Linked DNA regions of Homo sapiens: region 2 is linked to region 1. The links are chromatin contacts, found by Hi-C in ENCODE. All regions are on one chromosome and are shown on one strand. The core of a region is the stretch at or near the end of the contact, and the rest is flanking DNA. Distances in the headings are between cores, read along the strand shown.

Evidence for each region. Hi-C counts contacts between places; a loop is a spot of excess contacts on that map. Pooled maps may share reads with other maps.
Region 2: a loop to region 1 is called in a pooled map, with 13 times the contacts of the local background. The contact joins the promoter of PIK3CD-AS1 here to the enhancer-like site in region 1. A Hi-C loop is called at or near these places in 6 of 37 single-sample maps with no recorded cell type and 2 of 50 pooled maps.

What each region holds. Positions count from the first base shown.
Region 1 is chr1:9,075,813-9,082,910 of GRCh38, forward strand. It overlaps a transcript of SLC2A5 not described here and LOC124900441. Among named protein-coding and RNA genes, the nearest start is that of SLC2A5, 9.7 kb to the left of the region's middle. RefSeq lists an enhancer at 480-569. Within about 2 kb of position 3,224, at least 6 of the 41 ENCODE cell types and tissues checked have a DNase peak (open chromatin) inside an H3K27ac peak, as active enhancers do.
Region 2 is chr1:9,652,369-9,659,466 of GRCh38, forward strand. It overlaps PIK3CD-AS1 (PIK3CD antisense RNA 1), which reads right to left and starts at 2,218. Exons shown (of 2, transcript NR_027045.1): 1 at 1,830-2,218; 2 at 242-1,675. All of the region lies in intron 1 of PIK3CD (phosphatidylinositol-4,5-bisphosphate 3-kinase catalytic subunit delta), which reads left to right. RefSeq lists a silencer at 1-165 and enhancers at 346-415, 1,556-1,605.

The DNA of each region.
Region 1 (7,098 bases), core at 1,974-4,473:
ACCATGCCCAGCTAATTTTTGTATTTTTAGTAGAAACGGGGTTTCACCATGTTGGTCAAGCTGGTCTCGAACTCCTGACCTGAGGTGATCCACCCACCTCGGCCTCCCAAAGTGCTGGGATTACAGGCGTGAGCCACCGCGCCCGGCATTTTTTTTTTTTTGAGACGGAGTCTCACAGTGTTGCCCAGGCTGGGGTGCAGTGGCACAATCTCAGCTCACTGCAACCTCCACCTCCCAGATTCAAGCGATTCTCTTGCCTCAGCCTCCCGAGTAACTGGAATTACAGACGCACGCCACTACGCCTGGCTAATTTTTGTATTTTTAGTAGAGGCGGGGTTTCGCCATGTTGGCCAGGCTGTTCTAGAACTCCTGACCTCAAATGATCTGACCGCCTCGGCCTCCCAAAGTGCTGGGATTACAGGCGTGAGCCACTGCACCTGGCCGGATTTTCAATTTTGATGAAACAGCTCTACTAGGAGTGAAAGGCCCAAAGACCCTAATCTGAGAAGAGAAAGCAGAAGTTCCCCCAGGCGATGGAGATCTGCCCTAGCTGCTGTGCTTATCAAGACTGCATTTATACTTGTTTGTGTTCAGATTGTAAAACCGCATAGGATTCAAGTGGTCCTTGCCAGTCATTTCTCCCCTTAAGCCCTGTTATTTTGATGTGCCACTTGGCAGAATGTCATGTTCTTTAGGAACAGGTATATCACATGATAGCAGAAATGCCTATATGTGCCTTTGATGCACAAAACGGGGTTGCTATCAAGGTGGTGTCTATATTTGGCTTGCTTGATTGATGGGGAGAGGAAATGGCTCTTGGCCACACCCATTTATTAATCTAAAGGAAAAAACTGAGGTGAAATCCATACAAGTAGAGAGTTTATTTGGGCCAAGTTTGAGGACTGCAACCCAGGAGCATAGATTCAAGTTGCCCTGAATTTATGTTCCTATCAGCAATAGTTACAAGTGTGGTGTTTTTTTTGTTTTTTTTTTTGAGATGCAGTCTCACTCTTGTTGCCCAGACTGGAATGCAGTGGCGTGATCTCGGCTCACTGCAACCTCCGTCTCCCGGGTTCAAGCGATTCTTCTGCCTCAGCCTCCCTAGTAGCTGGGATTACAGGCGCCTGCCACCACGCATGGCTAATTTTGTATTTTTAGTAGAGATAGGGTTTCACCATGTTGGCCAGGCTGGTCTCGAACTCCTGACCTCGTGATCCGCTCGCCTCAGCCTCCCAAAGTGCTGGGATTATAGGCATGAGCCACCATGCCAAGCCTTACAAGTGGGTTTTTAAAAGAAAAAAGGAAGGCTGGACATGGTGGCCCATGCCTATAATCCCAGCACTTTGGGAGGCTGAGGCAGGCAGATCGCTTGAGCTCAGGAGTTCAAGACTAGTCTGGCCAAAATGGTAAGATACCGTCTCTACAAAAATACAAAAATTAGCCAGGCATGGTGCTGCATGCCTGTAGTCCCAGCCACTTGGGAGGCTAGAGTGGAAGGATTGCTTGAGCCTGGGAGGTGGAGGTTGCAGTGAACTGAGATAGCGCCACTGCACTCCTGCCTGGGCAACAGAGTCAAAACCTGTCTCAAAAAAAAAAAAAGCAAAAAAAAAAGAACACAAAAAAACAAAAAAAAAACCCCCAGAAAAGTCTGGACGCAGTGGCTCACGCCTGTAATCCCAGCACTTTGGGAGGCTGAGGCAGGTGGATCGCCTGAGGTCAGGAGTTCAAGACCAGCCTGGCCAACATAGTGAAACCCCATCTCCACTAAAAATACAAAAAAAAAAAGAAAAAAATTAGCTGGGCTTGGTGGCAGGCACCTGTAATTCCAGCTACTCGGGAGGCTGAGGCGGGAGAATCATTTGAACCTGGTTGCAGTGAGCCGAGATCATTCCATTGCACTCCAGCCTGGGCAACAAGGGTGAAACAGGGAGAGAGGGAGGGAGGGAGAGAGGGAGGGAGGGAGGGAAAGAAGGGGAAGAAGGAAGGAAGGAAGGAAGGACAGGAGGGAGGGAGGGGCAATGGGAGTGTTGGTCCTGATCCAGACCCCAAGAGAAGGTTCTTGGACTTTGTGTGAGAAAGAATTCAGGGTGAGTCCATAGAGTAAGGTGAAAGCAAGTTTATTAAGAAAGTAAAGAAATAAAAAAAAGGCTACTCCACAGGCAGAGCAGTGGCCTGGGCTGCTCAACTGATTATATTTATAATTAGTTCTTGTTCTTTGCTAAACAAGGGGAGGATTATCCACTAGTTTTCTGGGAAAGGGGTGGACAGTTCCCCGGAGCTGAGGGCTCCTCCCGCTTTTAGGCCATATAGGGTAACTTCCTGAGGTTGCCATGGCATTTGTAAATTGTCATGGCACTGGTGGGAATGTCTCTTAGCATGCTAATGTATTATAATTAGCATATAATGACAGTGAGGACAACCAGAGGTCACTTCCATCACCATCTTGGTTTCGGTGGGTTTTTGTGGCTTCTTTACCACATCCTTTCATCAGCAAGGTTTTTGTGACCTTGTGCTGACTTCTTATTTCATCCTGTGACTAAGAATGCCTAAACCTCCTGGGAATGCAGCCCAGTAGGTCTCAGCCTCACTTTACTCGGTCCCTATTCAAGATGGAGTCGCTCTGGTTCCAATGCCTCTGACAGGAGGCGGGAAAGGGAGAGAAGACTTTGTATTGGGTACAGTGTACAGCGCTTGGGTGATGGGTGCACCCAAATCCCAGAAATTACCACTAACGAATTTATCCATGTAACCAAGAACCACTTGTATCCCCAAAAACTATTGAAAAACATTTCATTTAAAGAAGAGACAGTTCTTTACCAAGAATTTACATCAAAACCATGTAAACTGTAGATCCACACTACATTGTTCTTTGTACCATGAATTCCAAAACCCTGAAGAAAATGGGTGAGGCAGCTATCAGGAACAAAGTGTCGTCAAATAGCTGCCCTGGACATGGGTGGGGAAGTGACTCAAGTTCCCACTCACGTCTCTCTGGGCCTAATAAATTTTGCGAACCTCACAGGGCTCACACTGCTCAGCTGTTTTTCTTTTCCCACATTCCAGATTTAGATAAGGAAGGAATCATTAACAGATTCAGAGTGGACCTGACCACCCCACAGTGCCCTTGCTTTGCTTTTGGCACAGGCAGTGTATCTCGTCTGGGGAAGGGAGAGGAGTGCATCCAGTCGGTTGACACAGGACCTCCCAACCCCAGTGCCCACGCGCGGTGTCTCCCTCTTCCTCTTCTGTGAAAAGCCACACCCCACCTTGGGCATGCCACCTGGCCGCCGGAACCCAAGTCTGCAGGGAGGGTCCAGAAAACGTGCGCCTTCCAAGTTTATCTTCCTTCAGGAGCCAGTTCTGTATTCTGTCCTCACTTGAGCTCCCTTCCAAGCTCCTACTAGATGTCCCCGAGGCAGAGAGATTGTTGATCACGCTCTGATATGCCTGGGGTGTAAACTTCAGAGACATGACAAGGTGCCTATGTGTTTTCTCACCAAGAACAGAATTTGACCTCGCCTATCAGAGAGTGCACGTGCACAGGAAGGGCGTGCTCCTGGAGAAGCACAGGCAGAAGACGTGAAAGCCGGAGCAGCAGAGGCTCTTCAGGACCCAAGGGGCTTCTGTCGGTTACACATTACCCTGGATAGACACTCCTCTTTTTATTTTTGATTTATTTCTTTATTTTGTTGAGACAGAGTCTCATTCTGTCACCCAGGCTGGAGTACAGTGGCGTGATCTTGGCTCCCTGCAACATTTGCCTCCTAGGCTCAAGTGATTCTCCTGCCTCAGCCTCCCAAATAGCTGGGATTACAGACGTGAGCCACCATGCTTAGCTAATTTTTTGAATTTTTAGTAGAGACGGGGTTTCACCATGTTGGCCAGGCTGATCTCAAACTCCCGACCTCAGGTGATCTGCCCACCTTGGCCTCCCAAAGTGCTGGGATTACAGGCGTGAGCCACCACGCCCAGCCGATATCCCTCTTTTTAAAAACATCATAACATAAAACTTATCATTTTAACTGTACATTTTTAAATAAATGTACCAGTTGAGTTGTGGTAAGTATATTCACATTGTTATGAAACAGATCTCCAGAACCTTTTCATCTTGCAAAACTGAAACTCCGTCCCCATTAAACAACTACTCCCCATTTTCCCTCCCCAAAGTCCCTGGCAACCACCATTCTACTTTTCTGCTTCTACGAATTTGGGCACTCACAATACCTCATGTAAGTAGGATCATGCAGTATTTGCTTTTTTGTAACTGATTTCCGAAGACTTAGAGCATGTCTTCATGAGTCCTTCATGCTGTAACATGGAACAAGATTGCCTTGCTCTCTGAGGCTGGATCATACTCCACTGTGCACACACCACATCTGGTTTACCCATTTATCTGTCAGGTTACTTGGGTTGCTTCTATTAATACCTTTGGCAATTGTGAGAAATGCAGCTATGCGCATGGGTGTACAAGTATCTCGCTGAGCCCCCGTTTTCAATTATTTTGGATATATACCCAGAAGTGGGATCACTGGATCACATGATAATTCTATTTTTAATTTTTTTTAGGAATTACCGTTCTGTTTTCCACAGTAGCTACGCCATTTTACGTTCTCACCAACAGTATATAAGAGTTTCAATTTCTCCACATCCTCACCAGCACTTGTTATTTTCTGGGCTGTGGTTGCTGTTATCGTTGTTTTTGGTAGTAGCCATCCTAACAGGTGTGAGGTGAGCTCTCATTGTGGTTTTGATTTGCATTTCCCTAATGATGAGTGACGTTGAGCATCTTTTCACATTCGTGTTGGCCGTCTGTACATCTTTGGAGAAATGTCTATTCAAGTTCTTTCCTAATGAGACCACTCTCTTTGACCACAGAAAATGAGACCAGGCAGGCCATAAATAATATCCAGTGATGTGCAGGAGCCAGCTTATATATAATGTGAAAACAAATAATTCAAAATCAAAGCTGTTGGAAACTGGAATTATTTTGAGTCTTAAAGGAATGTGCTTATGGGACCTTTAATCCCTCTCGCCTGGGGCGATAGGTGTGAGTCACTCCGCCTGGCCTTGAATAAACTCCTTTAAACTGGATTCTGATCCTTTCAATTATTTCAGGTTGCCAATAACCTCATCAAAATGAAAAAGTGGTGGGTGAGGTTGCTCACGCCTGCAAACTCAGCACCTCAGAGGCTGAGGTAGGCAAATCACTCGAGCTCAGGAGTTAAGACTGGCCTGGACAATGTGGTGAAACATCATCTCTACAAAAAATACTAAAAACAAATAAACAAACAAAAAAAATTAGCTGAGGGTGGTGGCACATGCCCTTGTTCCCAGCTACTCAAGAGGCTGAGGTGGGAGGATCACTTGAGCCTGACTGGTCAGGGCTGGAGTGAGCTGTGATCATACCACTGCACTCCAGGCCGGGAAACAGCATGAGACCTTGTTTCAGAAAAAAAAAAAAAAAAAACCCCAAAAAAAAAAAACACGACCAAAACAAAACCCACACTTTTGTGCCTCAAAAGACATTATCAAGAAAGTAAAAAGATGAGCTGGGTACAGTGGCATGTGCCTATATTCCCAGCGACTTGGGAAGCTGAGGCAGGAGAGATCAGGAGTTCAAGTCCAGCCTGGGCAATGGAGGTAGACTCCTTCTCTTAAAAAAAAAAAAAAAAAAAAAGTAAAAAGACAAGAGACTAGAAGAAAAATTTTTGCAAATCGTATATCTTATAAGGGTCTGGTATCCAGAATATATAAAGAACTCTTACAACTCAACAACAAAAGACAAACAACCAAATTCAAAATGCGCAAAACACTTGAATAGATTATTTTCTCCAAAGAAGATATGCAAATGACCAAGAAGCACATGAAAAGATACTTGGCATCATTACTCACTAGAGAAATGCAAATCAAAAACAAAATGAGGTATCACTTCACACATTAGGATGGCTATCATACTTAAAAAAAAAGGGAAATTAACTAGTGTTGGTGGTCAGGTGAGGTGGCTCACATCTATAATTCCAGCACTTTGGGGAGCTGAGGTGGGTGGATCGTTTTAGCCCAGGAGTTCAAGACCAGCCTGAACAACATGGCAAAACCCCACCTCTACTAAAAATACAAAAATTAGTCAGGTGTGTTGGTGCACACCTGTAATCCCAGCTACTTGGGAGGCCAAGGCACGAGAATTGCTTGAACCCAGGAGGTGGAGGTTGCAGTGAGCTGAGATTGCACCACTGCACCCCAGCCTGGGAGACAGAGCAAGACTCTGTCTCAAAAAAAATAAAATAAAACGAATGTTGTTTAGAATGTGGAGAAATTAGAACACTTGTACCTTGCCGATGGGAATGTAAAATGGTTCAGCTACTGAGGAAAAAACAGTTTGGTGGTTCCTCAAAAAGTTAAACATAGAATTACCATATGACCTAGCAATTCTACTCCTGGATATATACCCAAAAAGAATGAAAAACATGTACTCAAGCGAATACATGTACACATATGTTCGTAGCAGCAGTATTTACATAGCCAAAAGGGGGAAACAGCCAAAATGTCCATCAGTGGATGAACAGATAGGCAAATTGTGGCACATACACAATGGAATACTATACAGCTATAAGAAGAAATGAGCCAGGCACAGGGGTGCATGCCTGTAGTCCCAGCTCCCCAGGAGGCTGAGGTCGGAGGATTGCTTGAGTCCCAGAGTTCAAGTCTAGCCTTGGCAACATAGGGAGACCCTGTCTCTAAAAAAAAAACAGAAGTACTCATACGTGCTACATGAGCTTCAAAAACATGCTGAGTGAAAGAAGCCAGACAGAAAAAGGTTGCATATTGTACAATTCCATTTATGTGAAAGATACAGAATAGATAAATCCATAGAGAATGCAGATTGATGGTCTGGGGAAAGGCTCCTATGTTTTTGAACCTGCCCAGTTGTGGGTGCAATCTTGCACCAGGCAGCCCAACCCTGACCTAAAGTAAATTCCCAGAAGTCTTTCCTGGGTTTTGAATTTGCAGTAACAGCTGTGGGCATTCTAGCAGCAGTTCGATGATCATGTATGGTACTGCAAACAGGACAAAAAAAAAAAAAAATGCAGATTGGTGGCT
Region 2 (7,098 bases), core at 968-3,467, 580 kb after region 1:
TGGGGAGCGGGGCTGCAGAGGGGCCGGGGTGGAAGTTTTCGGGGCTTCCTCCCGGCTCGTGGACCCGCGCCCCGCCTCCCAGTCCCGGGCCTCCCGCGTTGCTCGCCGCGTTTGCTGCAGCGGCGCAGGCGAGATCAGCTCCGGATCTGCGGCCGAGCCGGGGTTACGCCGGCAAAACCGCCCCCAGCTTTGCATTTCCGGACTTTTTAAAAAAATACTCTTACCCGTAATTCAGCCTGAATGAGGCTTTTTAAAAAAATCGAGTTTCCTGTTTTTATTTAGGCTTCCTCATTTGCACCTCCTCCTTTGAGGTAGAGAAGAGGGGAACTGGGACGACCTTTCGTGGGCACCAGGATGGGGGCGTTGCAGGGCGGGGAGACGGGGGTCCAGAGAACCGGGGAAGGGCCGCTGGGAGGTCCCGAAAAGTGCGCTGTGGGTGGGGCGAGGGTGAAGCAGGTAGGGGCGAGATTTCCGGGGTCGCGGGTGGGGGGCGCCCTGGAGCGGCCAAGGTGCAGGGTCCTCGCGTGGCACCCTTGGGATCTGCCCAGTTTGCGGATGGAGCGCGGGGCTGATCGGGCAGGTCTCACTTGTGCAGGTGTTCCCTGGAAGGTGGGACCTGCAGATCTTGAACCCCACCAGACTCCATCAAGGGGGCTTCTTCCCGCCGATTCCTGAGAAGTCCTACCTCTGAGATGCTGGGCACAGCCGCACGTGGATGTGGGCGGGTGTGCCGTGGGTTGGAGTGGGAAGGGGCAATTATTCCTCTCTCAGGGCTCTCGGAGGGGAAGGTTTACTGCTCCCTAGGGACTTTGAAACCAAGGGCTAACCCCCTGCTCTCTTCCAGGAGAGTGGGATACCGCCCGGGTGCCTGACGGTGCCTTGGTGTTCTTGACAATTGAATGGTACCATCGGGACATTACTCCCCAAAGAACTGGTCGTTCTTACCTAGGTGATTTCAGCTGGACAACTGTAGGAGCTGAGTGGTGTTGTCTTCATTTTACAGTTAAGGAAACGAAGGCTCAGAAAAGTTAAATAACTCACCAACCCACACAGTTTACAAGTAGTTTCTCCAGGATCCCAGCTCTTTCCGACGCCAGCGCGTTTAATCATCTGGGGGTGCCGTTGCTTGCGGGGGAAGGAGAATGTCCTAGTAATTCTCTTGGGGGGGATTTGGAGGGGACGACTGTTCAGAGAGGCACCCTCTAAGATACCCTTGAGACTCCTCTGTAACACCCGCTGCTGCTGTTCACACCCCCTCCCCAATTTGATTGATGTGTTGAGTGGGGCGGAAGGTTCTTTTGGTTGATGAGGCTGCGACCAAACGCAAGGAGATATAAATAGAGCTTTCTCTTTGGCTCTCTCTAGAGCAGAAATGCCAACCCCTTAGCATTTCCATGGCCTGCTGGAGTTTCATTTCTTGATATTAGGATTCCAGCCATCTTGGCTGGTGAGAGGCCTGCTGGCGGCTTCCTGGGCTTGGTCCTCTTTTGGTGCTTTCACAGAATGATGGAAGACACTGGAGTGGGCTGGAGGAGTGCTCTTAAAACCCAGTTGTGGCTGAGAGCGGTAGCTCATACCTGTCATCCCAGTGCTTTGGGAGGCCCAGACGGGAGGATCACTTGAAGCCAGGAGTTCAAGGTTGCAGTAAGCTATTACAGTGCCACTGCGCTCCAGCCTGGGTGACAGAGCAAGAGCCCATCTCTGAGAAACATAATACAACAACCCAGTTGCCTGCTCCAGAGACAACTAAGCTAGCCTCCTTCTGAGCCCCACTTCCCCCGCCCTTCAGCCCCTGTTCAGAAACAGACTACATTGGCCACACTACTCACTTAGATGTTTCTGGAATTAGGGCACGTGCCCCAGAGGTACTCCCGACCACGCAGATGTCCCCTTCTGGCAGGAAAAGCGCGTTTCTGCGTTTCTGCAGCCTCAGTCCACGCCGCCAGGTCTTTGCACTAAGCTGTGGGCTCCGTTTCTCCTCCGATACCATGTTTAGCAAGTGTTTCCTGAGATCACACGGGGTGCCAGGGGCTGTGCTAAGAACAGGGCAGGCAGACTGGGAGGGCATCAGCCCCTGGGGGGCTTACAGGACAGACAGTCCACCAATGGTTGTGCGAAAGCCAGCCCGCTTTCGCACAACTGTCCGATGGAATTCATGGAGGTGGGAGTGGGGATGGTGAGAGTCGGTTCCTGCTTCATCTTGTTTTACTTAAATTGCACAGTGAAAGGGAGAAGTGAATGTGCAACGGATGAAGCAATTCCCCTTTGGCTGGGTTATTTTCAAAACCATTTTTGTGTAGAGAGCAGTTCCCGCCCTCCCTGAGGCCAGCTGCCGGTGTGGGCCTGATGGTGGGGTTTGGGGCCCCAGCAAATGTTTCCTTAACGTGGGACCTTCAGAAGGCTCTTTCAGGCTGGGCGCGGTGGCTCACGCCTGTAATTCCAGCACTTTGGGAGGCCGAGGTGGGCGGATCACTTGAGGTCAGGAGTTCAAGACCATCTTGGCCAACATGGTGAATATCTGTCTCTACGAAAAATGCAAAAAAAAAAAATTAGCTGGGCGTGGTGATGAGCACCTGTAATCCCAGCTACTTGGGAGGTGGAGGCAGGAGAATCGCTTCAATCCGGGAGGTGGAGGTTGCAGTGTGCTGAGATTGTGCCACTGCACTCCAGCCTGGGCAACAGAGTGAGACTACATTTCAAAAAAAAAAAAAAGAAAAAAAAGCTCTTTCAGCCAGGAGGGTGGCTTCAGCTACTCCCCAGGGGACAAGTGTGTTTTTCAGCAAAGCTGTTAGAGAAGATGGTCTAGAAGCAGTACCCCGGGATGGAGGAGACAAGGAAGGGCCCTATCCACTGGAGGATGGCAGAGCCTGGCTTGTTTGAAAGGGAGGAAAATATTGTCATCTTGGTACCGGTGACAGTGTTTCATAAATAGCGAAGGTGGCAAAACGCCACCTCTCTCCCTACAGTTAACGCTAAGACTGAGTTGTCTTTAGTTTGGTTGGTGGAAATCCCCGGCAATCATAGCAGAAATGCTGCCAGTTTCAAGATGGAAAAAATAAAAAACCCAGGAACCCCCCGCCCCCCCCCCTTTTTTATTGCAGCTAAACACTGTGACTTGCTGTGGGTCCTACCAAAATAACGGCCATTCTCCCCTCCCTGAGGGCCAGCACAGTCCCTAGGGCCTGTGAAAGTTCCCCTTCCAGCTGCACTGGCTGGATATGCGTGAAACTCCCCTCCCTCCCCAGAAGTCACAACCTTACCACCTCGGATAAGGGTCAGGGCTCCTGGAAATGGGTCCCTTTTCCTATTACTTTCTTTCTTTTTTCTTCTTTTTTTTTTTTTTTTTTGAGACGGAGTCTCGCTTTGTCGCCCAGGCTGGAGTGCAATGGTGTGATCTCGGCCCACTGCAACCTCTGCCTCCAGGTTCAAGCGATTCTCCCACCTCAGCCTCCTGAGTAGCTGGAATTACAGATGTGCGCCACTATGGCCAGCTATTTTTAGTATTTTTAGCAGTGACGGTGTTTTGCCATGTTGGCCAGGCTGGTCTCGAACTCCTGACCTTAGGTGATCTGCCCACCTTGGCCTCCCAGAGCGCTAGGATTAAAGGCGTGAGCCACCATGCGCGGCCTTCCTATTACATTCTGAGCACAGGGGGAGTGATCAGAGTGAAGGGTGTGGCATTTCCAAAGTGGTATTTCGGTTGGCTTCTGTTTCACTCATATTGGGGGAAATTGCTTCCACTTAGAGAAAATGCCGGAAGAGTGGGCGGTGCCAGGAGTAGGGTGGGGGAGGAGGAGATGCAGAAAGGGATAGACCTATTTGGGATTTTTGGTCCTGGAGGGATGCTGTACGGGTTAAGTATCCCTTATCCAAAATGCTTGGGACCAGAAATGGGGTGGAGTTTGGATTTTGGAATATTTGCATTATATGCTTACCAACTGACCATTCCAAATCCAAATATCTGACATCTGAAATGCTCCAAGGAGCTTTGTATTTGATCATGATGGCACTCAAAAATTTTGGATTTTGGAACGTTGTAGATTTCAGATTTGGGATGCTCAACCAGTGTTAACCTCCTGTGGTTGCTGTAACAAATGACCTCAAACTTTGTGGCTTAAAACAGAAACGTGCATGCTTATAGTTTCAGCTACTTGGGAGGCTGAGGTGGGAGGATCACTTGTGCCCAGGAGTTTGAGGCTGCAGTGAGCCATGATTGAGCCTGTGAGTAGCCATGGCACTACAACTTGGGCAACATTGCGAGATCCTGTCACTAAAAGAAAACAACAGCAATGGGCCGGGTGTGATAGCTCACGCCTGTAATCCCAGCACTTTGGGAGGCTGAGGCGGGTGGATCACCTGAGGTCAGGAGTTCAAGACCAGCCTGGCCAACATGGTGAAGCCCCGTCTCTACTAAAAATTCAAAAATTAGCCAGGCGTGGTGGCACGTGCCTGTAGTCCCAGCTATTCGGGAGGCTGAGACAGGAGAATTACTTGAACCCAGGAGGCAGAGGTTGTAGTGAGCTGAGATTGTGCCACTGCACTCCAGCCTGGGTGACAGAGCGAGACTCCATCTCAAAAAAAAAAAAAAAAAAAAATGTATTCTCTCACAGTTCTGGAGGCCAGAAGTTAAAAATTAAGGCATCAGCAAGGCCTCGCTCCCTCTGGGGGCTGTAGGGGGAGAATCCTGCTTTGCTCTTCCTTCTGGGGGCTCCAGCGTATCTTGGCCTGTGGCTGCATCACTCCAGTCTCTGCCTCCGTCTTCACAAGGGCATCTCCTCCGTGTGTCTGGGTCTCCGTCTGTCTCTTTTAAGGACACTTCTTGTTGGATTTAGGGCTCCCTCAGATAATTCAGATAGAAATCATTTCAAGATCCTTAACTTACTTACATCTGCAAAGACCCATTTTCCACATTATTATTTTTCCAGATAATGTCCAGGTCCTGGGGGTTAAGACCTATCTTTGTGGGGGCCACCAATCAGCCCGCTTACAGATAAACAGGAATGTCTTTCTGTATTTTCTGGGGACGGTGGGAAGTGCGGTTATCTTTGCAGGGAAGCCGCCCTGTTCTGCCACTTTCCCCTGGGTGACTTTAGGCAAAGATGTCAGAGTCCCTGGTGGTCTCTGCTGGACCATTGACCCCAGCCTCCTTCCTGCTTTCCGTTCCCCAACTTTTATGAACTGGCAGTCCCCACCTCACCCCCAACCTCCTGGGGTCCCAGGAGCAGAAAACTTCTGGAGCTCAGGAGGAGAAATGCTTCTCTTACTTTCCCTCCCCAACAAACTCCTCCCTCTTTATCTTCAACAACAGTCCCTGCCCTCCGCAGCCCATTCCCAGCCCAGGGCTACTCTCTCTCTCTCTGAGGTCACACAGCCCCTCACATTTTGAAATTTCATCTGTTGGGCAGAGGTGGGGGGAGGGCTCAGATGGTGACACAGACACTGCTCTGTTCCCACCTCTTACCCCAGGACATGGTATGGGGCTGGTGGCACTGGGAGGGGTTTGGGGAGCCCCATTAATCATTGAAGTTTGTAGGAGGGGTGGATAAGGACATGGGAGAATGATTGGGTGAGGTGCTCCAGGGCTCTCTGGAAGGGCTGGGCCCCCCCCTTGCATCAGCCACAGTGGGGGCATTGCTCTTTTCTATGTTGGTCATGAAATCTGGAAGAAGTGCTTTCTTATCAATAGAGAAGCATAATCAGCCTTGTTTTTGAAACTTTGGAAAACCATTTATGGCTGGGCATGGTGGTTCATGCTTGTATTCCTAATGCTTTGGGAAGCTAAGGAAGGAGGATCACTTGAGCCCAGGAGTTTGAGACCAGCCTGGGCAACATAGTAAGACCCCCATCTCTGCAAAAAATAAAAATAAATTAGCTGGGCCTTGTGATGCACGCCTGTAGCCCCAGCTATGTGGAAGACTGAGGTGGGAGGATTACTTGAGTCCAGGAGTTTAAGGCTGCAGTGAGCTATGGTTGCAACACTGCACTCTAGCCTGCGTGACAGAGCGAGACCCTGTCTCAAAAAAAAAAAAAAAAAAGTCATTTATGTCCAGGTGAGGGTGGGGCTGGGTGAGGTGGTGGTTTTAGGGGGATTGCCACGTGGGAGAAAATGTACTGTCTTTGGAGTCAGCTGAACTGGGTTTTTTCCCAGCCACATTTTTTTTTTTTTTTTTTTTTTTGGTGAGGCAGAGTCTCCCTGTGTCACCCAGGCTGGAGTGCAGTGGTGGGATCTTGGCTCACTGCAACCTCTGCCTCCAAGGTTCAGGAGATTCTCCTGCCTCAGCCTCCCGAGTAGCTGAGATTACAGGCACATGCCACTATACCTGGCTAATTTTTGTATTTTTAGTAGAGACAGGGTTTCGCCATATTGGCCAGGCTGGTCTCAAACTCCTGACCTCAGGTGATCTACCTGCCTCGGCCTCCCAAAGTGCTGGGCCTGGCCACCAAGCCACTTTTTATCTGCTGGGTGACCTTGGGCAAGTCACTTAACCCATCAGAACCTCAGAGTCCAGTTGTAACACTGAGACAGCAATACCTACCTGTTAGTCTTGAGGATTTTGTATATTATCCTGTGTAAAGTGCCAGGCACATAGCAATCCATGCAGTGTCTGCAAAGGAGCTGGTGTGGAGTGGATTAGAAACAGAAGTCATGTATCATCATCCCTCTAGCCCAACACAGCGGTTGCCCATTTGGGTATCCTTTCCATTAACTTCTTTTGGATGTGCATTTTAACTTAGTTGTAATTATGAGAACACATGGACACAGGGAGGGGAACAACACACACTGGGGCTTGTGAGGGTGGGGTAGGGGGTGGGAGAGCATCAGGATAAATAGCTAATGCACGCGGGGCTTAATACCTAGGTGATGGGTTGATAGGTACAGCAAACCACCGTAGCACACGTTTACCTATGCAACAAACCTGCACGTCCTGCACATGTACCCCAGCACTTAAAATAAAAAATAATTTAGTCGTAATTAGTAGGCATATGCTTTTTATCTTAATTTTCATGTTTTAATTGTAAAATATACATAACATAAAATTTACCATCTTAAGCATTTCTAAGAGCGCAGTTCTGTGGGATTTACACTATTGTGCAACC